2 separate regions of the Homo sapiens genome follow, and region 1 is linked to region 2. Evidence: read pairs that join two places in POLR2A ChIA-PET (ENCODE). Cell type or tissue: Caco-2. All regions are shown on one strand. Links, peaks and the distances in the headings refer to the core of each region. The heading gives the core; the rest is flanking DNA.

Region 1 (9,658 bases), core at 485-8,484, 130 kb before region 2:
TCACCCTGGAGGTAGCAGGTAAGAGCTGGGAGCTCTGCGGAATCTGAGCCAGCACCCAGGAAGACAGGAGCTCACTCTCACCCCTTCTGCCTGCCAGGTCTTTCAGGGCCCTCCCTTGAGGACAGCGTAGGCCTTTTCCTGTCTGCCTTTCTTCTGCTTGGGCTCTTCAAGGCACTGGGCTGGGCTGGTAAGTGTCAGCCCTACCCTGACCATGACCTGAGGTTGGTGGACTTTCCCCACCTACTCCCAAGAGCCTGACACCCATCCCTCTGCCCTCCACCTCTACCACTCCAGCATCCCATCCCTTCTCAATCTTTCCCCACAGCTGTCTACCTGTCCACCTGCAAGGATTCAAAGAAGGTACAGTGCTCCACCTCTCTGTATCTTTCCCTTGTCACTTTATCTCCTCATCCTATCTCAAAACCCATGGAGGGAGGCTGCTGGTGTGGTAGGCAGAACCTAGGCTTGGAATTCACACTGATCTGGGTTAAAACCTGGCACTATATCCTAACTGTAGGACTCTTTGAGCATGCTACTTAATCTATATGTTTCCTTGGGTGTAGGGATTTTAAAAAGTTACTTAGGCAGTGCTGTCCAATAGAAAGATAATGCAAGCCACATATGTAAATTTAAATACTCTAGTACTCACATTAAAAAAATAAGCAGAAACAGGTAAAATTAACTTAATAATATACCTTATTTAATCTAATAATTCTGGTCCCTTATCTGAAATGCTTGGGTCAGAAGTGTTTTTGGATGTTGGATTTTTTCAGACTTTGGAATATTTGCATATATTTAATATCTTTGGGATCAGACCCAAATCTAAACACAGAAATCATTTATGTTTCCTATACACCTTATACACATGGCCTGAAGATTTTTTTCCTTCTCTTTTTTTTTGAGACAGAGTCTCTGTCGCCCAGGCTGGGGTGCAATGGTGCGATCTCGGCTCACTGCAACCTCCACCTCCCAGGTTCAAGCGATTCTCCTGCCTTAGCCTCCCGAGTAGTTGGGATTACAGGCACCCACCACCACGCCTGGCTAATTTTTGTATTTTTAGTAGAGACGGGGTTTCACCATGTTGGTCAGGCTGGTCTCGAACTCCCGACCTCAGGTGATCCGCCCGCTGCCTTGGCCTCCCAAAGCGTTGGGATTACAGGTGTGAACCGCTGCACCCGACCACAATATTTTTAATAATATATGTGACCCATCACATGAGGGCAGCTGTGGGATTTTCCACTTGTGGCATCATGTTGGCACTAAAAAAATTTCAGGTTTTGGAACATTTCAGATTTTAGAGTTTTGGATCGGCGATGCTCAACCTGTACATCCAAAATATTATTGCAACATGTAAACAATATAAGAAATTACAGGCCGGGTGCGATGGCTCATGCCTGTAATCCCTGCACTTTGGGAGGCCGAGGCGGGAGGATCACCTGAGGTCAGGAGTTCAAGACCAGCTTAGCCAACATGATGAAACCCCATCTCTACTAAAAATACAAAAAATTAGCCAGATGTGACGGCACCTGTAATCCCAGCTACTCGGGAGACTGGGGCAGGAGAATCGCTTGAACCTGGGAGGCAGAGGTTGCAGTGAGCTGAGATCACACCATTGCACTCCAGCCTGGGTGACAAAAGGAAAACTTCGTCTCAACAACAAAAAAAAAAGAAAAAGAAATTACAGTCTTGGCCAGGTGCGTTGGTTCACGCCTGTAATCCTAGCACTTTGGGAGGCTGAGGAGGGCGGATCACCTGAGGTCAGGAGTTCAAGACCAGCCTGGCCAACATGGTGAAACCCCGTCTCTACTAAAAATACAGAAAAATTAGCCGGGCATGGTGGTGCACACCTGTAATCTCAGCTACTCAGGAGGCTGAGGCAGGAGAATTGCTTGAACCTGGGAGGTGGAGGTTGCAGTGAGCCGAGATCGCACCACTGCACTCCAGCCTGGGCAACAGAGTGAGGCTCTGTCTCAAAAAACAAAACAAAACAAAACAAAACAAATTAGCTGGGCATGGTGGCACACAGCTATAGTCCCAGCTACTTGGGGAGCTGTGGCAGAAGGATCGCTTGAATCTGGGAGGGTGAGGCTGCAATGAGCTAAGGTTGTCCCACTGTACTCCAGCCTGGGTGACAAAGTGAGACCCTGTCTCAAAAAAAAAAAAAAAAAAAGAAAGAAAAGAAAATAAATTGCAGCCCTTTTCTCACCTTAAGTATTCAAACACAGGTGTTTATTTTAAATAGTCAGCACATCTCAATTCGGACTAGCCACATATCAAATGCTCAATAGCCTAATGTGGGTGGTGGCTGTCATATTGGACAGCGGAGCCTGAGAGGACTTTTAGGAGGATTAAGGAAGACAGTGTATCTCCTTAAGAAGATGCAGGAGATACAGCACTCAGCAGTGTCTGGAGGGCAGAAAATATTAGCCTCATCCTTCTCCCATCATCTGTGCCCATGATAGTTTATATGTCTCTAAACTGACCATGTACACCTCAACTGCCTTTTAATATCCTGAATTCCTCACCACCTTCCTCTCTTCCAGAAAGCAGAGTGAGGGCACTCACTGCCATCCTGTGGAAGCCACCATCATCTCTGGCCCAAGCTTCTGTAGTAGCTCCCTAAAATAATACCCTATCATCTGCTCCTAATCCCTCCAATCTCTCTCCACTGAGTGGCTGGAATGCTTTTTTTTTTTTCTTTCACTTATATAAGGGATAATTTTTCTTTTTTTTTTTTTTTTGAGACGGAGTCTCACTCTTCCGCCCAGGCTGCAGTGCAGTGGCATGATCTTGGCTTACTGCAACCTCCGCCTCCTGGGTTCAAGCAATTCTGTGGCTTCAGCCTCCGGAGTAGCTGGGATTACAGGCACATGCCACCACACCCAGTGAATTTTTGTATTTTTAGTAGAGACGGGGTTTCACCATGTTGGCCAGGCTGGTCTTGAATTCCTGACCTCAGGTGATCTGCCCACCTCAGCCTCCCAAAGTGCTGGGATTACAGGCGTGAGCCACCACACCAGGCCCGAGAAATGCTTTTTTAAAAAACACACATCTTATGGCATTCACCTTCTTGGAGCTCTAGGACAGTGGTTCTCAAAATTTTTTTCTCTCAGGACCTCTTAAAAATCATCAAGGACCCCAAAAAGCTTTTGGGTATGTGGGTTATAGCTATCAATATTTATGGTACTAGAACTTAAAAGTGAGAAAAATTTAAAACACGAGAATACATAGGCACACATTCTATTCATCGTGGGAACCATGGTGTCAATACATATCATGTAGCTTCTGAAAAACTCCACTGTACACTTATAGAATGAAGAAGGCAAAAAACTTTTTTTTTTTTTTTTTTGAGACGGAGTCTCGCTCTGTCGCCCAGGCTGGAGTGCAGTGGCGCGATCTCGGCTCACTGCAAGCTCCGCCTCTCGGGTTCACGCCATTCTCCTGCCTCAGCCTCCCAAGTAGCTCGGACTACAGGCGTCCTCCACCATGCCTGGCTAATATTTTGTATTTTTTAGTAGAGACGGGGTTTCACCGTGTTAGCCAGGATGGTCTCGATCTCCTAACCTGGTGATCCGCCCGCCTCGGCCTCCCAAAGTATTGGGATTACCCGCGTGAGCCACCGCGCCCGGCTGCAAATAATCTTTCTTTTTTTCTGAGACAGAGTCTCGCTCTGTTGCCCAGGCTGGAGTGCAGTGGCACGATCTCGGCTCACGGCACGCTCCGCCTCCCGGGTTCACGCCATTCTCCTGCCTCAGCTTCCCGAGTAGCTGGGACTACAGGGGCCCGCCACCACGCCCGGCTAACTTTTTGTGTTTTTAGTAGAGACGGGGTTTCACCGTGTTAGCCAGGATGGTCTCGATCTCCTGACCTTGTGATCTGCCCGCCTCGGCCTCCCAAAGTGCTGGGATTACAGGCGTGAGCCACCGCGCCCGGCGGCGAAACACGATATTGTACTAACATCTTAATTTTGTTATAAAATCTCACAAACCCCCTGACATAGTCTCAGAGATCTGTAGGGCCGAGGTTACATTTGGAGAACCCGTACTCTAGGGCCAAATCCATTCTTCTTGCCCTGGCTCACTTGTCCCCCCCACCGCCCCGCGCTGGAGCCACTGCCTAGTTCTTCAGCCCTAGATGGTGCTCGCCAGACCTCCTCTCAATGCTCATCACACACAGGGCTATTCCTTTCCTCCAATGAACCAAACGCCTCCCGCCCACCTCCAGGTCCCAGTCCTCTGTTCCCTTTGCCTGGTCCACCCTTGCCCTCCCTGGGTCGCAGACGAGGTCGGCCTCGTCATTCCCCGCAGACCGCCGCGCGTCCCTCTTGTGCGGTTCACCACAGTTGTATTTAAGTGATCGTGTGAGTCGTCGTTAAATGCCTGTCTCCCCGCGGATCATGGGCTCCTCGAGGACAGGGACTGGCCTGTCTGTCCACTGCTGTAACCCCGCGCCGGCATAGGGACCTAAGGCCCACTGGAGGGCGCTCATCAAGTAGCTGCTGGATGTTGACGAAGGAAGCGGCGGCGCAGCTCAGGGATCTCCGAGTCAGGACGGTCGGCCAGACCCACGGGGTAACGGGTCTAATCGTGTAGGAATAAAGCTGTATTCCAGTGCTTCCAAACGGTTCTCTCATTCCAACCCCTTTCCAAGCTCAATGAATATTCCAATCACCTCTGGTCCCTTCCAGTGACCCTGAACCGCTCAGAGAACGCCCCGTCGACACCGTTCGGGGCGGGCGCCACTACTGGCGCATGAGATGCGCTCAAGCAGAGGGTACTCCACCAGCGAGGATACACCGAGCCGACGGGGATCTCGGTCTCGGCGCCGGAAGCCTCTGAGAGCCGAATCTGGAACCGGATGTGGCTGCTTCCTGCCCCGCCCCCTGCCGAGGGGGCGGGAATCGAGGGCCCTTCGGAAAACCCGGCCGGGATTTCGGTCAGCTACATTCGTGGGTTGTGGTAGGGAGGGTAATCCCGTGGGGATGGAGTGACCGGCTCTCTCTCCGCCTGAAACGCTTCCCGCGGGAGTTTTAGCCGTGTTATTGTTGGGGAAGGGAATGTCAAATTCTGCTCCTGCCTTCCCCCAGGGGCTGGAGACTGGAATCTTTATTCCAGTTCATTGCGGGTCGACGTGGTCTCCAGAATCCCCGAGTGTAGAGGCGGAGGACAGTGGAGCTGGGGACTCGGGCGCCTGGGTCCTGGTCCCTGAGCGTCCAGCGCTCCCCTAGTCCGCGGCCCTGGCTCCTGTCCTCACTTCCTTCCCCTTTTGGCTCCTGCTCTCGGAGCGGGCGGACGCGGGGGGGAGCGGAAAGGGCGGGAGGGCCCAGGAGCCCGGCGGGGGGGTTCAAGGGGGTACGGAAAAGCCGGGGAGGGGACTCGGTCCGGGGCCGGAGACCGACGGCAACAGCGGCTCAGGACCCACGCTGCCCCCACCCCTCCCGAGCAGGTCAGAGCCTGAGCACCCTGCGCGTCCCCGTACTCGTGACCTCCTCCTTCCCCAACAGCACCAAGGGCCCCCCTATTCCACCCTTCTGTTGCCCCCTCCCCCAACCTTCCTGCAGAACTCCCTTCCGGTCTTCTTGACACCCACCCACGTCCCTTCCCTGCCCGGTTCCCCCGCGCCTGCCTGACTCTCCACCCCCACCCCACCCCGTCTCTCCCCAGGCGCCCCCATGGCCCGACCCCGCTGATTCCTTCACTCGGCCATGCTCCCGCGGCCCCTGCGGCTGCTTTTGGACACGAGCCCCCCCGGGGGAGTCGTACTGAGCAGCTTCCGAAGCCGGGACCCCGAAGAGGGTGGGGGCCCAGGTGGCCTGGTCGTGGGCGGGGGGCAGGAGGAAGAGGAGGAGGAAGAAGAAGAGGTGAGACGCGGGTGGTGGGAGGTAGGGGGCGTATGTATTTCTGAAGTCTCCACTTTTCTCTTGTCTCTGGGTCCCTACATCTCCTCCTCCTTGCCTCAGTTATTCTCGCGCCTCCCTGGGTGTCGGCCCGTTTCTCTGCTGCGGGGAGTCCTGGCGTCTCCGTGGTTCTCTGTCAGTGTGACTCAGGACCTGCCCGCAGGAACCTGCCCTGTTCCTGCCTGGAACTTCTGGCTGGCTGTCCTGTCCCTGCGGGTCTTTGGCCCTCCACCTCTGCCTGCCTGAGTGTGCCTACCTCTCTGAGCAGTCGTGTCTTGGTCCCTGTCTCCCTCCTTGTTTTTGTTTGGCGGGGAGGGGTTTGTTTCCACAGTAACCAGCTCCTCTGACTCTGGGATTGGGGAGGGAACCCTCAGATTTCGTGACCCCTCCTTCCCTCTCTCCCCCTTCCCCCCGCCCCCCCGCCCCGCCCCGGTCCTGGGTAGAGGCCGGGAAGCCACGGTTCTGGGACCTGGAGGAAAGATCCTAGGGTGGGTAGAGAGTGGTCATCTGTTTTCATTAGGGATTAATGGTGGTGGCCAGGAGCAGGATTTCGGGCCTCAGGAGGGGCCAGAATTTGGATTTGGGGCCCCGAGGCCCTAAACTCCTAGGTCCAGATCCTAGGTGAGGGCAGGTTGACTGGCAGGGCTGGTTTTTCGGGATCGGTCGGGGGAGGGGCTGGGGCCACGTGACTCTCTGAGTCTACCGCCCCCAACCCCCTATCATCCCACTTCCCCTTTTCCTTCCTGTACTGGGATTGGAGCTGCTACCTTCGGGGGTCCCTTAGGGCTGAGATAGTGGAGGCGCTACCCGAGGGACCAGGGTGAAAGGGGTCCTGAAAAAGACTAATTCTCTGGGCTGGTATAGTCCTTGGCCGGGAGGGGCGGGGCATGCGGCAGTGCCTGGACTGAGGTTTCAGCTACCCCTAGTCGCTGCCTCTGGCTTGCTGCCTCTCGCTTCCCTCTCCTGCCCTTTGTACCCTGCTTCTCTGTCGTGTGTGGGTTCAGCTCTGGGGAGAAGGGGCTTTGGGGGTCTCCAGGATCAGAATTCCTGTACTCCATCCACGCCTCCACTGCAGCCCCTTCGACTCCACCGGGGCCCTGAGGCGGCTGGGGTGGGGCTGTCTGGGCCCCAGTGGGGGAGACCTGGGGTCACCAGCTCCCCCAACCCTTCCTCGCACTCGCTGGTACTATGCCCTGCCACCACAGGTGAGGGGTACAGAGGGAGGAGCAGGGCCTGGGGTGAAGGCTGAGGGCAATGGGGGGTGGTGTGGAACTGTCTGACTTCCCCTTCCTTGCTCCTCCAGGCCCCTGTGTCCGTCTGGGATGAGGAGGAGGATGGTGCCGTGTTTACCGTCACAAGCCGCCAATATCGACCTCTTGATCCCTTGGTGAGATCATGACTTTAGCTTCTCACCTCTGACTCTTCATTCCCAGTTTTCCTTCCTCTGGCTGACTTTCTGGCCAGAGTGCTAGGTTGGAGTTCTGGAGTCCTGGACTCTGCTGTGTGACATAGGCCAAGACTCTTGCCCTCTCTGAATATCAGAAAAATGAGTCTGGAACATCTCCTGGGTCTGGGATTGTCCTCAGAAATCTAGGTGCAGAGTGGGAGAAAGGGTTAGCGATCATCTCTCTGTGTTCTCCAGGTCCCTATGCCTCCCCCACGTTCCTCCCGACGGCTCCGAGCTGGCACTCTGGAGGCCCTGGTCAGACACCTACTGGATACCCGGACATCAGGGACTGATGTGAGCTTCATGTCAGCCTTCCTGGCTACCCACCGGGCCTTCACCTCCACGCCTGCCTTGCTAGGGCTTATGGCTGACAGGTCAGAGTCATAAGGGACGCAGGGTAGTGGAGTATCTGCCCGGATTTCCTAAAGCCGCAACATCCCACCAAAATAGTCAAAGCCACTGAGGGTTTGGGAAAAATGGACAGATAGATCCTCTTCTCCCCCTCAGGCTGGAAGCCCTTGAATCTCATCCTACCGACGAACTAGAGAGGACAACAGAGTGAGTGACCCCTGGTTCTTAATCTCACAGTCCCCTCTGCCCAGGCTGCAGCTTTACCTCTCACCCTTGGCTGATTCCCTTCTCCCAGGGTAGCCATCTCTGTACTGTCAACCTGGCTGGCCTCTCACCCTGAGGATTTTGGCTCTGAGGCCAAGGGTCAGCTTGACCGGCTTGAGAGCTTCTTACTTCAGACAGGGTATGCAGCAGGGAAGGGTGTTGGGGGGGGCAGCGCTGACCTCATCCGCAATCTCCGGTCCCGGGTGGACCCCCAGGCCCCCGACCTTCCTAAGCCCCTGGCCCTCCCCGGCGATCCCCCTGCTGACCCCACGGATGTCCTGGTGTTCCTCGCTGACCACTTGGCCGAACAGCTGACCCTGCTAGATGCGGTGAGACCCTGACCTCTGGCCCCTATGCCCCCTGACCCCTTACTAACCTCTCCTTGACTCCAGATCCTTTCCTTGCTTCCACCCCTTCCTGATCCAGCTCCTAGCCTCCTCCACCTACCATTTTGATTCTCCCCTTTTCCCTTTGGTCGTTACCCTTCAAACCCTGTGCCCCTCTGGTTCCTTGGCCACCTGAGATCCTCAGATCCCTGATATTGGAAGGCTGACCTCACTTGACTATGAACTTTAACCTCTGACCTCTACCCTGCAGGAACTTTTTCTCAATTTGATCCCCTCTCAGTGCCTGGGAGGCCTGTGGGGTCACAGAGACCGGCCAGGACATTCTCACCTCTGCCCATCTGTCCGAGCTACTGTCACACAGTTTAACAAGGTGGCAGGGGCAGTGGTTAGTTCTGTCCTGGGGGCTACTTCCACTGGAGAGGGACCTGGGGAGGTGACCATACGGCCACTCCGTCCCCCACAGAGGGCCCGGCTCCTGGAGAAGTGGATCCGCGTGGCAGAGGTGAGAGAGAAGATTGCCCTACGGTTTGTGGCCATGGAATGGAGAGGCCTCCCATAGCCTTAGCTCTCTTCTTTGACCCCCACAGGAGTGCCGGCTGCTCCGAAACTTCTCTTCAGTTTATGCCGTGGTGTCAGCCCTGCAGTCCAGCCCCATCCACAGGCTTCGGGCAGCCTGGGGGGAAGCAACCAGGTGCGGAGGCTGAGGCATTGGACTGGGGTGGGGGTTCCTCAGAAGGCGGGGAAGAGGGGGTGACAGAGCCAGGCCTGTCCTCAGGGCCACTTTTCTCCCTTCCCCAGGGACAGCCTCAGAGTCTTTTCCAGCCTCTGCCAGATTTTCTCCGAGGAGGATAATTATTCCCAGAGTCGGGAGCTGCTCGTGCAGGTGAGAGCCTGGTTTGTGGCATTCCCACCTCTCCTTGTTCCCTACTGCTCCCCCATGTCTCTTTTATTTTGTCACCACCAGGAGGTGAAGCTGCAGTCTCCTCTGGAGCCACACTCCAAGAAGGCCCCGAGGTCTGGCTCCCGGGGTGGGGTGAGTGACTAGCGGGGTGGTGGGCGTGGGGGTGGTGATTATGAAGGGGTGAGGAGTATGTTTTGGGGGAGCAGCCTGAAGGATGGGTAAGGGAGGCACAGAGGGGTGAGGAGAATGAAATCTGTTCTCTGAGGCAATGAGGAGGGCAAGTGCGGAGGGATGGAGGGCCCTCACGTCAATGGCAGGCACTTCTGACCCTGACCCCTGACTTCAGGGTGTGGTCCCATACCTTGGCACCTTCCTGAAGGACCTTGTGATGCTGGATGCAGCCTCCAAGGATGAGTTGGAGGTCAGTGGTGTGTGTGTGTGTCATTGCAATG
Region 2 (9,658 bases), core at 797-8,796:
ACTTCTCTTTCCCTGTATGTAGGGTCTTCCCGGGCCCCAGGGTGCCATCGGCCCTCATGGAGAGAAGGTAAGTGACTAAGTGATTTGGAGGACAGGGGGTTTAGAGTGGGGATGTAGGGAGAACCCTAAATGTCTGCTGGGATTTTGTCTGTGTCCAGACATGACCCCTCTAGTGACCCTGAGCCTCTTTGTCTTCCTGCAGGGTCCTCAAGGGAAGCCAGGGCTCCCCGGCATGCCTGGCTCAGACGGACCCCCGGTGAGTGGGACCCCACTTCCGAATCCAGTTCCCCTTGGCCTTCCACCCCAGTGCATGACCTCAGAGCTCCTTTAGTGACCCTTGCACTGAAAGGTCACTGGTGGTGCTTGTCCATGGACAGTTGGCTTCACTAGGTCACAGGAAATTTGGGTTGGAAGAAGTGTAGGGAGGGGTGCAGAGAGGGTGACAGGGGCCACTGGTCACATTTTCTATCCCTTACTCCCAGGGTCACCCAGGGAAGGAAGGTCCCCCTGGAACCAAAGGAAACCAGGTGAGATCTTCCATGTCTTTATCCCCTGAGGGAGTCTCCACTCAGACTCTAGAGCCTCAAAGTCCTTGGGATTCCCTTGTCTCATTATTCATATGGCTCTGCCACATTCTCAATTCCTGTGCCCCGTAACCCTACCCAGACAGCAATGTTGTTACTTCCATTTCTTCCACCCCTGGAGGCCCCCACAGTGACACTCTGAGGCCCCTTTATAAATGCCTCTCTTTTATCTTCCAGGGTCCCTCTGGACCTCAGGGACCTCTAGGATACCCAGGACCTCGAGGGGTCAAGGTAACTGACCACCAGGCTGGGAGACAAAGGGCTGTGGTCAGGGGAGCTATATGGGGTCTTAGGAGCTTGGTCCTTCCAACCCACCTCCATCCCCTGATCAGTCTACTTCTATCCCCTCTCTAATTCTAGGGTGTGGACGGAATTCGGGGTCTGAAGGGTCATAAGGGTGAGAAGGTGAGCACCATGCCCCCAGCTTCCCAGCACCTCAGTCCTGCCATCTCCTCTCTTCACTGCCTTCCCTCCAGCCTGCCCCGCACTGCCGTCCAGCTCCCGAGCCCCTGCTTCCACCTATGTTCTCAGAATTCCCATTAGAACCCCAGCCCTCTGTCATCTGTGGTGCCCTCTCACCTCTATCTTTCTCAGGGTGAGGATGGCTTTCCTGGGTTCAAAGGTGACATAGGCGTGAAAGGTGACAGGGTGAGTAGAGACCCCACACTGGCCCCAATTCCGTGTTCTACTGAGCCTCCACTCTGGAGACGCCAAGCACCGGTTTATTCTCCTGAGTCTCCAGACTCCACAGTTCCAGTGCTGTGTTCCCTTGGGAGCCTGACCCCTACAGGATGATAGCCCCATGGTCTGTGTCATGCCTGCCCTCCCATCACTACACTATCCCTACCCTGTGGGCTTCCTGTCCTGCAGTGGCTCCTGGGACCCCTCTAGCCCTCCTCAGCCTCACTGTTGCCCATTTCTCCTCTGGGCCCAGAGCCCACCTCCAGTCCCCAGCACTCACCTGTCCTTCCCTCTCACACAGGGCGAAGTTGGAGTCCCTGGTTCCAGGGGAGAGGATGGTCCTGAGGGGCCAAAGGGACGCACTGGACCGACTGGAGACCCTGGGCCCCCAGGGCTCATGGGCGAGAAGGTGATGGGATGAGGGTTCTGTGCCTGGGTCCTCTGGGGGTGTGGGCACTGGGGTCAGGATGGGCATGGGTGCCCGCCGCTGAAGTCAGCCAGTCAGTTGAAGATGGCCATGCATTAGTCATACTTCTGTCTGTGTAAATGGCATCTCTCAGCTGCTGATGGGCAGAGGGGATATATAAGAAGTCAGGGAAAAGTCCCTGACACGAAGAGTTGGACGGAGACGAAGCTTAGAGAGTAGCTGTTGCTTCAAGGCAGAGTGAACATGCGTTCGGACTCCAAGCAGCAGGAGTTCTGAGATGAGAGAGTCTAATAGCAGTGAGGTCTGTGGTCTCCAGAGCTGACTCTCCCCAGCACTTGCCCTGTGCCAGGTGCTGTGCTGATGCGTCCTATCTATCCTATGAGGTAGGCATGTGACGTACTGTTTTGCTGAGGTTTTACAGAGGCACAGGGATGCTTGTTGATTACATGGCCAGTGAAGGGCAGAGCCAGGGGTTATGCCCAGGCAGTCTGGCTTCAGAATCTCTGCTTCTAAGCCCTGCTCTGCAGCTGCCTGGGCAGGATGAGCCCTGGAGCCTCTGGGGAAGGGGGCATGCACGGGAGTCGGGGTGTGGTGGGCAAAGGGCCTGCAGGGGGATTGGTCTTGGTGAAGCAGGAGTGGGTGCTGGGGTAGATCCCACCTCCCTCATGGGGTAGATGGAGCTGAGGTTGACATGTGGGAAGCAGCTAGATCACAGTGACCCTGAAGGACCTGATACCTCTGTAGGCGCAGGGGAGGTGGGATCCCAGCACTAGAATTGGGGAAAATCCACTCACGGGAAGGAGAGACAACAAAAGTCAGGCAGCTGTGGGGCAAGCAATGAGGGGCTAGAGGCTGGGGTGTGTGGGGTGTGTTGCTGGGTGGGGGCTGGCTGTTATATGTGAGGGTTGAGGTCTCCAGGGGTGGAGTGGCATCTGGGCCTCCTCTCACTCCTAACTGCTTCCTGTCCCTCCACAGGGCAAGCTGGGTGTTCCTGGTCTGCCTGGCTATCCTGGACGTCAGGGACCCAAGGTGATGCCATGCCCCATACGTGCCCCTCCTCCTCTTCCCTCCTCCTCTTCGCTTCCCTGATCCCTGATTCCAGAAAGCACAGATGCAGGGCAGTGGGGGACCCCAGAGGGAATTTAGCTGACCCCCATTTTACAGATGACCGAAAGAGGCCCAGAGAGCAGCAGGGGTTTGTCCAAGGCCACTTAGTTCTTGGCAGAGCTCGGGTCTCCCTGGCCACTGCCTTTGTGGCCTCTCCTGACCCCCTTTGCCCCTTCCTGAACCCTACCTTTCATAACTTCTCAATTTCCCCCCTTCTCCGTTCTCACCAGGGGTCCCTAGGATTTCCTGGCTTTCCTGGTGCCAGTGGAGAGAAGGGAGCCCGGGTAAGCTGGGGGGTGGGAGGGCGTGAGAAGGGAAGGGCTGGAGAGGTGTAGAGGGGGTCTGTGGGGAGTCTCACCCTGGGTAATGTTCTCTCTGCTTCATTCCCACCAGGGCCTGTCGGGGAAGTCAGGGCCTCGGGGAGAACGGGGCCCCACGGTGAGTGCAGGGGAGAGAAACAGGTGGCTCAAGGTCCAGAGGGGGGCATTTGGGTTTCTCTGACAACTCCTCTTCCCTCTGTAGGGTCCACGGGGTCAGCGGGGACCCCGAGGTGCCACTGGGAAGTCTGGAGCTAAGGTGAATGGTCTCTACAAGGCTCCAACTGCCCCCTGCCCACTCAGCCCCAGCTCTCCCTCAACATCCTGACCTCGGGGACAGCTGGAAAGCAGCTCTTCCCACTCCTTGACTCTGTTTCCCCCCACAGGGAACATCTGGTGGTGATGGCCCCCATGGGCCCCCTGGAGAGAGGGTGAGTGTGGATCGAAAGTCCCCTTCCCCTGAGGTCCCCAGGGAGCCTGGGTGAGCCAGCTCCCTCCTCACCCCAGGAAGGAAGCTGAGTTCCCCCACTCAGCCCCTGCCCCCATTCTCCTGACTCCCCCCACCTCTGTCTCTAGGGCCTCCCTGGACCTCAGGGTCCCAACGGGTTTCCTGGACCGAAAGGACCCCCGGTAAGTTGACCCCGAGCTCTGACCCACCTCGCTTCTCTGAGTCCTTCTTCCCTACCTGCTTTCCAGCTGAGAGTTCACCTGACAACTGAACCCCTTCCAGGGCCCCCCTGGGAAGGATGGGCTGCCGGGACACCCAGGCCAAAGAGGAGAAGTGGTGAGTGATGCTCCTGGCTACCCATTCTCAGGGGGCTCCATCAGACCCTTTAACCCCAGAGCTGTCTGGAAAGCCCACAGGGACGTTCTCCTGGCAGAGTGGAGCCTGCCCTGGTGCTGCTCAGACCCAGGGCCCAGGGCTTGGTGTGATCCTGCCTGGGATCCTTCCTCCTGGGAATCTGCCCCACAGCGCCCACACCTGCTTTCACTGCATTCTCCTCTCTTCCTCGCCTAGGGTTTCCAAGGGAAGACCGGCCCCCCTGGTCCTCCAGGAGTGGTGGGACCTCAGGTAGGTTTGTCCCTAGGAGAGAATGGACCCCTGACCCTAGCATTAGTCTGTCTGCCCCTCTTCTCTCGGTCACACGCCCCTGCCCCGGTCCACCTGACCCAGACTCCTGGGGCTGGGGTCAATGGTGGGGGCTGGGATTTCAGGCAGGGGTCCTGAACTTCAGTCTGTTTTGGGGCGCATTCTCATCGTCTTGTCCCCCAGGAGAGGCAGTTCCCCAACAGAGACACAAGGTGGTGTAGTTACTCCACATGGGGCAGGAGAAAACCCAGCAGTGGCCCAGGAATGCCGGGGAATTTCCCAGGAGCTTTGGGGCAGGGATAAAGGGGTTCTGAAGGAGTGTTTTAGGGTGGCCAGGGTGGGCTCTTCTGGCAGACAGCGAGATGAAGGGCCTGAGAGCAGGAACTCTCTCTGCTTTTGTCTAGGGAGCAGCAGGAGAAACCGGCCCTATGGGGGAGAGAGGTCACCCAGGCCCCCCGGGGCCCCCTGGAGAGCAGGGACTACCTGGGACAGCTGGAAAAGAAGGAACAAAGGTCAGTGAGGGGCCAGGCAGAGGGGAAGTGGGGGAGCTGGGGATTGGGGTGCTGAAAGGAACAGGTAGTTGGAGATTTGAGGGGGGGCTGGAGAGCTCTCTGTTTAATTTGGGAGCATGGCTGTGGCTCATCACCTCTCCTTTCCTTTTAGGGTGACCCTGGTCCCCCTGGGGCCCCAGGGAAGGATGGTCCTGCTGGTCTGAGGGGATTCCCAGGAGAGAGAGGCCTCCCAGGCACTGCTGTGAGTGTGACTCCCAGACCCCTGCCTGTCACAAGCACCAAGCATCCTGAGTCCCCACCCCGACCCTGTCCCTGACCCCCTCCATGTCACTCCCCACTTCCATCTTTTGGAGCCTGTCTTCCCTCTCCAGCTCTCACCCTTCTCTTTTCGTGAAGTCTCATCTTCCCCAAATGTCTGGTTCATAGGGTGGACCTGGTTTGAAGGGGAATGAAGGTCCGTCTGGCCCCCCTGGCCCTGCAGTGAGTCTGGGGTTCCGGAAGTGGTAGGAAGGACCCGGGAAAGGGGTGGGTGAGGAAGGGTGGGAGTGGCATTCTGATACCACCAGGGGCTGTGGGGCTGGGCAGAGGCTGTCCAGGGACAGCCAGAATGCATCTGATTTTGGGAGCTTTTGGGAATTGTGGTCTGAGGTTCTCTGGTATGGGCGGGCTGGTGTCTCCTTCCTGGGGGTCTGACCATCTGCTTTCTCAGGGCTCCCCTGGGGAACGAGGTGCAGCAGGATCAGGGGGACCCATTGGTCCGCCAGGGCGCCCAGGCCCGCAGGGTCCCCCTGGAGCAGCAGGAGAGAAAGGTGTCCCAGTGAGTGTGGGGGTATTGGGGAGGGGTACTGGGGAGGGGTCTGTGAGCCTAGGGTTGATGGGCTATGACAAGTTTCCTGTGGGGTGTTTGAGGGTGAGGGTCACCTCCAGGCCATGACTCCTTCCTCCTGTCCCACAGGGTGAGAAGGGCCCCATTGGCCCGACTGGCCGAGATGGAGTGCAGGGTCCTGTGGGGCTTCCTGGTCCTGCTGGGCCTCCAGGTGTGGCTGGAGAGGATGGAGACAAGGTGAGGGGACCCCACAGACCCCGACCAATCTTCTTTCCAGATGAGATGGCTGACCTGGGCATGACCCCTGGCCCCTGTCATGTCATCCTTCCCACTCTACCCATCACCTTTCTCTAATATCTTGTCTGCCTTCTCCTCCCAGGGTGAGGTGGGGGACCCCGGACAGAAGGGCACCAAAGGGAACAAGGGTGAACATGTAAGTGTCCATGACCTTGACTTCTGACCTCCTGGCCTTTAACCTCAGTCCCACCTGATCTCTCTCCCTGTTTTGGTGTCTCTGACTCTCTTCTCTTACCCAGGGCCCTCCTGGACCCCCTGGACCCATTGGTCCTGTGGGGCAGCCTGGAGCAGCGGTGAGTGACCCCTCCACCCCCACCGAAGGCCCAGCAGCCTCTGGTCCTCCCTCAGCTCCCCTCTGCCCTTGTGGCTGGGAGTGGGAGCAGGGGCTCTGGGCCTGGCACCCAGCTGTGTGTGGTATTTGTGGATAGAGAACACCTGACCCATGACCCATCCCTGTGTCCTTGTCTCTGCTTTCCCTCAACCCTGCAGGGAGCAGATGGGGAGCCCGGAGCTCGGGGACCCCAGGGACACTTTGGAGCCAAAGGTGATGAAGGAACAAGAGGATTCAATGGGCCCCCAGGACCCATTGGCCTACAGGTGTGTTGGGGGATAGGACAGGGGCTGAGAGGTGGGGTCAGGATGGGGTGATGTTTTGCCCCAGACTCTGCCAGCAGCCTGCCGATGCAGACTGGAGGGCCTGCGGAGTCTGAGGGGAGGGGACTGTGGGGCCTATCTGCCTAGGGCTGTGCTTTGGGTGGGGTCGTCACCTGGGCCCATGTTTTGTATACTTGCACAGGGTTTGCCAGGCCCCTCTGGGGAGAAGGGAGAAACAGGAGATGTGGGTCCTATGGTGAGTGTGACCCCTACTGACCCTAGCCACCATACTAGTCACCCCCCTCCCTGGCCAGCCCCCACCCCACACCCCACTGCCAACTCCCTGGCCTGGCTGCTCCTCCTCCTCTCTCCACCATTCATGCTCAGCCATCTCACTTCCCTTCCTCATCTGTGGTGTATCTGTTTCCCCCAGGGACCACCTGGCCCCCCAGGACCTCGAGGTCCAGCTGGACCCAATGGCGCTGATGTGAGTCATCTCAGCCCCTGTCCCTTGAGACCAATGTGTCTGGTCTTCTGCCTCCCTTTCCCAGACCATAAACTCTAGTATCGTCTCAGGGGCCAAGAGAAGCCCTTACTCCCGGGAGGCCTCCACTGCCTCACTGCTGTAACCTTGGGCTGCTCATCTGGGACTTTGCCCCTGAAATGGCACCTCCATCCTAAGCAATGACACCTATTTCTGTTCCTCTTCCAGGGCCCACAAGGTCCCCCAGGAGGTGTTGGGAACCTGGGTCCCCCTGGAGAGAAGGTAACTGGGAAGGGGGTGAGTGGACCAGTCATGGAAGTGGGGGATGGGAGTTGGATTTCTGCCAATTTTGGGTGGGGAGACAAAAGAGAATGAGATGTGGGGAATATCAGAATTTTTTGGCTGGGGAAGGAGAGGAGGTTTTTGACTCTAATCTCTTTGCAGGGGGAACCAGGAGAGTCAGGATCTCCAGGGATCCAGGGCGAGCCAGGTGTCAAGGTGAGTGACAGCTCCAAGGCCTTACTCCCCAGTCCCCGTCACCCGCCTCAACCCTGCCTCCACTTTTCCTGTGACCTCCTTGAGCTGGAACTCCTCTGCAGCAAGAGTCTCTGCTCCCTGCCATCCTCTATGAGGCCTGATCCCTGGTCTGAGTGAGCCCTTCTTCCCCTTTCTTGAAGGGAAGGGGACTAGGGAACTCCCCTTGTAGGCTTGACTTTCTGTGTATGTCCCATTGTCACTGAGGGGAGTAGGGGATGGCTGAAGGTGTCTCGGAAGCAGAGGCTGCATCCCTGATCTTCAAGATTCCCTGGGCCATCTGTGTCCTCCGCTTGTTCTGCAGGGTCCACGCGGGGAACGTGGAGAGAAAGGAGAGTCGGGGCAGCCAGGAGAGCCAGGGCCACCAGGGCCTAAAGGCCCCACAGGCGATGATGGCCCCAAAGGGAACCCTGTGAGTTTGGGGCAGTGGGGGCTGAGTCCTCTCAGGCCCTGTGAATGACAGACCTGGGAATATGGGTGTGTGTGAGGGAGGATCTTGGAGTGTGGGGAGCCCGGGAGTTTGGGGGATGCTCTGGGAATGGGGCATCCAGAGGGATGCCTGGGGTCTAGGATCCGGAGAGAAAGTGAGAGATGCCCTGCAGTTAATACCTTGAGGAATTAGACAACACGCAGTGCACGTGGTAGGGAAAGGGGTGCAGGAGACCTCTTCCTGGGGGGTACTGGTGGGCACTGCCTCTAGAGAGGCAGTGGCGTGTGCCTGTGGGCGTCTGTGCTGGGTGGGCTTAGGGAGCTGTGACCCTGACTCTTATTCTCCATCTGGATCAGGGTCCTGTTGGTTTTCCTGGTGACCCTGGCCCCCCTGGAGAAGGTGGCCCTCGGGTGAGTCTTACTCAGAGAAGGGAAGGGGCAAAAAGGGTGGGGCTTCTATGGGGGGGTCCTCTGTGTGGCCGCTGGGCTTGGGTATTGGGAAGCCGGGGGTATGGCAGGGTGGGCAAGGGGATGGGGTATTGACAGTTTTGGAGGTGATGCCAGCCAGGTTGGGGGCCCACCTCTGACCTTGCTTCACTTCTGCAGGGCCAGGATGGTGCTAAGGGTGACCGAGGCGAGGATGGTGAGCCAGGACAGCCTGTGAGTGCCTGGTGACCCCACCACCCCCCTGAGCCCAAGCCTCATCCTCTTTACCCCTCTTCTGTGCCCCACTCCTGAGGGGTCCCTTGGCTGGAGGATAAACACTCAGCCACCCCAATTCCTCTCTCCCTAGGGATCCCCTGGTCCCACCGGGGAGAATGGACCCCCAGGGCCACTTGGAAAGCGAGTAAGTGAGGTGGACCCCTGAGACCTTGGGAGGCAGTCCCTGGGCTGTGTGGGTGGAGGCTGGGCAATGGCAGGTGGGATGGGTGGGGAGGTGCCTGGTGTCTGCATTGCCCTGGGTGTGTGTGTGTGCAGGAGCTGGTGGGTTTAAGGGCGTGTGGTATCTCATTGCCCGGGGCAGGGTGTGTGTGCAGGAGCTGGTGGGTTTAAGGGTATGCGGTATCTCATTGCACTGGGCGAGTGTGTGTGCAGGAGCTGGTGGGTTGATGGGTGTGCGGTATCTCGGGCATGTTTGTTCCTGGGTTCTGGTGTGTATGTTTTCACCAGGGGTAGTGGTGGTTACTGACAAAGCAGAATGGAAACTGGAGGAGGGGCTGGCCAGCTTTTCTGTGGGCCAGGGGTGAACCTTTTTAGTTTCTGGGGCAGGAGACGGGCCACCAGGTAGGGTGTGGGCAAGTGGCCCTTCACCAAATGTACAGACTACCCAGTATTTTCACAACTGTCACAGCTGTATCTGTTCTGCACATCTGTGAATCGGCCCTCGGCGCGTGTCCCTGTGTATGCACGTGTGTGTGTGCATGTGTATGTGTGTGTCTAGGACAGGAAGGGGGAAGAGTTGAGCCTGGCTGCCCACGGCCTCATGTGCTCTTCCTTCCCACTCCACCTGCAGGGTCCTGCTGGCTCGCCTGGTTCCGAGGGGCGACAAGGAGGGAAGGGAGCCAAGGTGAGGGACAGGCTGCCCTAGTGCTGGAGCATCCCCTCCGCCTCCCACCCCTCAGATGCCTCCGTCTCCAGATGCCCACCCCATCTCCACCTCTCCCATGTTGGGCCCTTATGGGGACAGGCGTTCCCTGTACTTGTTCCTGCGCTAGGGGCTCCTAGAGTTTGGCCCTTCCTCCCTGCCTCCTGCCTCCCACCTTGGACCCTCTGCCC

What was found. ChIA-PET counts read pairs that join two places held together with the same protein. Peaks named below come from ENCODE experiments on the same cell type or tissue, not always from the same donor. Only the 100,000 strongest peaks of a DNase experiment are listed, where the experiment ranks them.
Region 1: POLR2A ChIA-PET joins it to region 2 with 13 read pairs; 4 of 35 experiments call an interaction of 5 or more read pairs at or near these places.

What each region holds. Positions count from the first base shown.
Region 1 is chr6:33,294,657-33,304,314 of GRCh38, reverse strand. RGL2 (ral guanine nucleotide dissociation stimulator like 2) reads left to right here and starts at 5,373. Exons shown (of 18, transcript NM_004761.5): 1 at 5,373-5,445; 2 at 5,664-5,860; 3 at 7,200-7,283; 4 at 7,539-7,717; 5 at 7,851-7,901; 6 at 7,990-8,287; 7 at 8,556-8,807; 8 at 8,893-8,996; 9 at 9,104-9,188; 10 at 9,270-9,338; 11 at 9,553-9,627. The coding sequence starts at 5,705. TAPBP (TAP binding protein) reads left to right here. Exons shown (of 8, transcript NM_003190.5): 5 at 1-18; 6 at 98-187; 7 at 326-360; 8 at 2,544-4,621. The coding sequence ends at 2,555. RefSeq lists enhancers at 3,192-3,697, 3,698-4,205, 5,908-6,408, 6,495-7,022 and a silencer at 4,962-5,140. In Caco-2, for the core only: a CTCF peak has its summit at 4,508 (motif pointing right); DNase peaks (open chromatin) are centred at 4,464, 4,874, 6,214, 6,544 and 1 weaker place; H3K4me3 peaks cover 3,578 bases.
Region 2 is chr6:33,167,590-33,177,247 of GRCh38, reverse strand. It overlaps COL11A2 (collagen type XI alpha 2 chain), which reads left to right. Exons shown (of 66, transcript NM_080680.3): 24 at 23-67; 25 at 203-256; 26 at 483-527; 27 at 762-815; 28 at 945-989; 29 at 1,179-1,232; 30 at 1,567-1,674; 31 at 2,668-2,721; 32 at 3,030-3,083; 33 at 3,193-3,237; 34 at 3,322-3,375; 35 at 3,503-3,547; 36 at 3,693-3,746; 37 at 3,847-3,900; 18 more. Among named protein-coding and RNA genes, the nearest start is that of COL11A2, 20 kb to the left of the region's middle. In Caco-2, for the core only: a CTCF peak has its summit at 4,398; no DNase peak of the experiment used is centred there.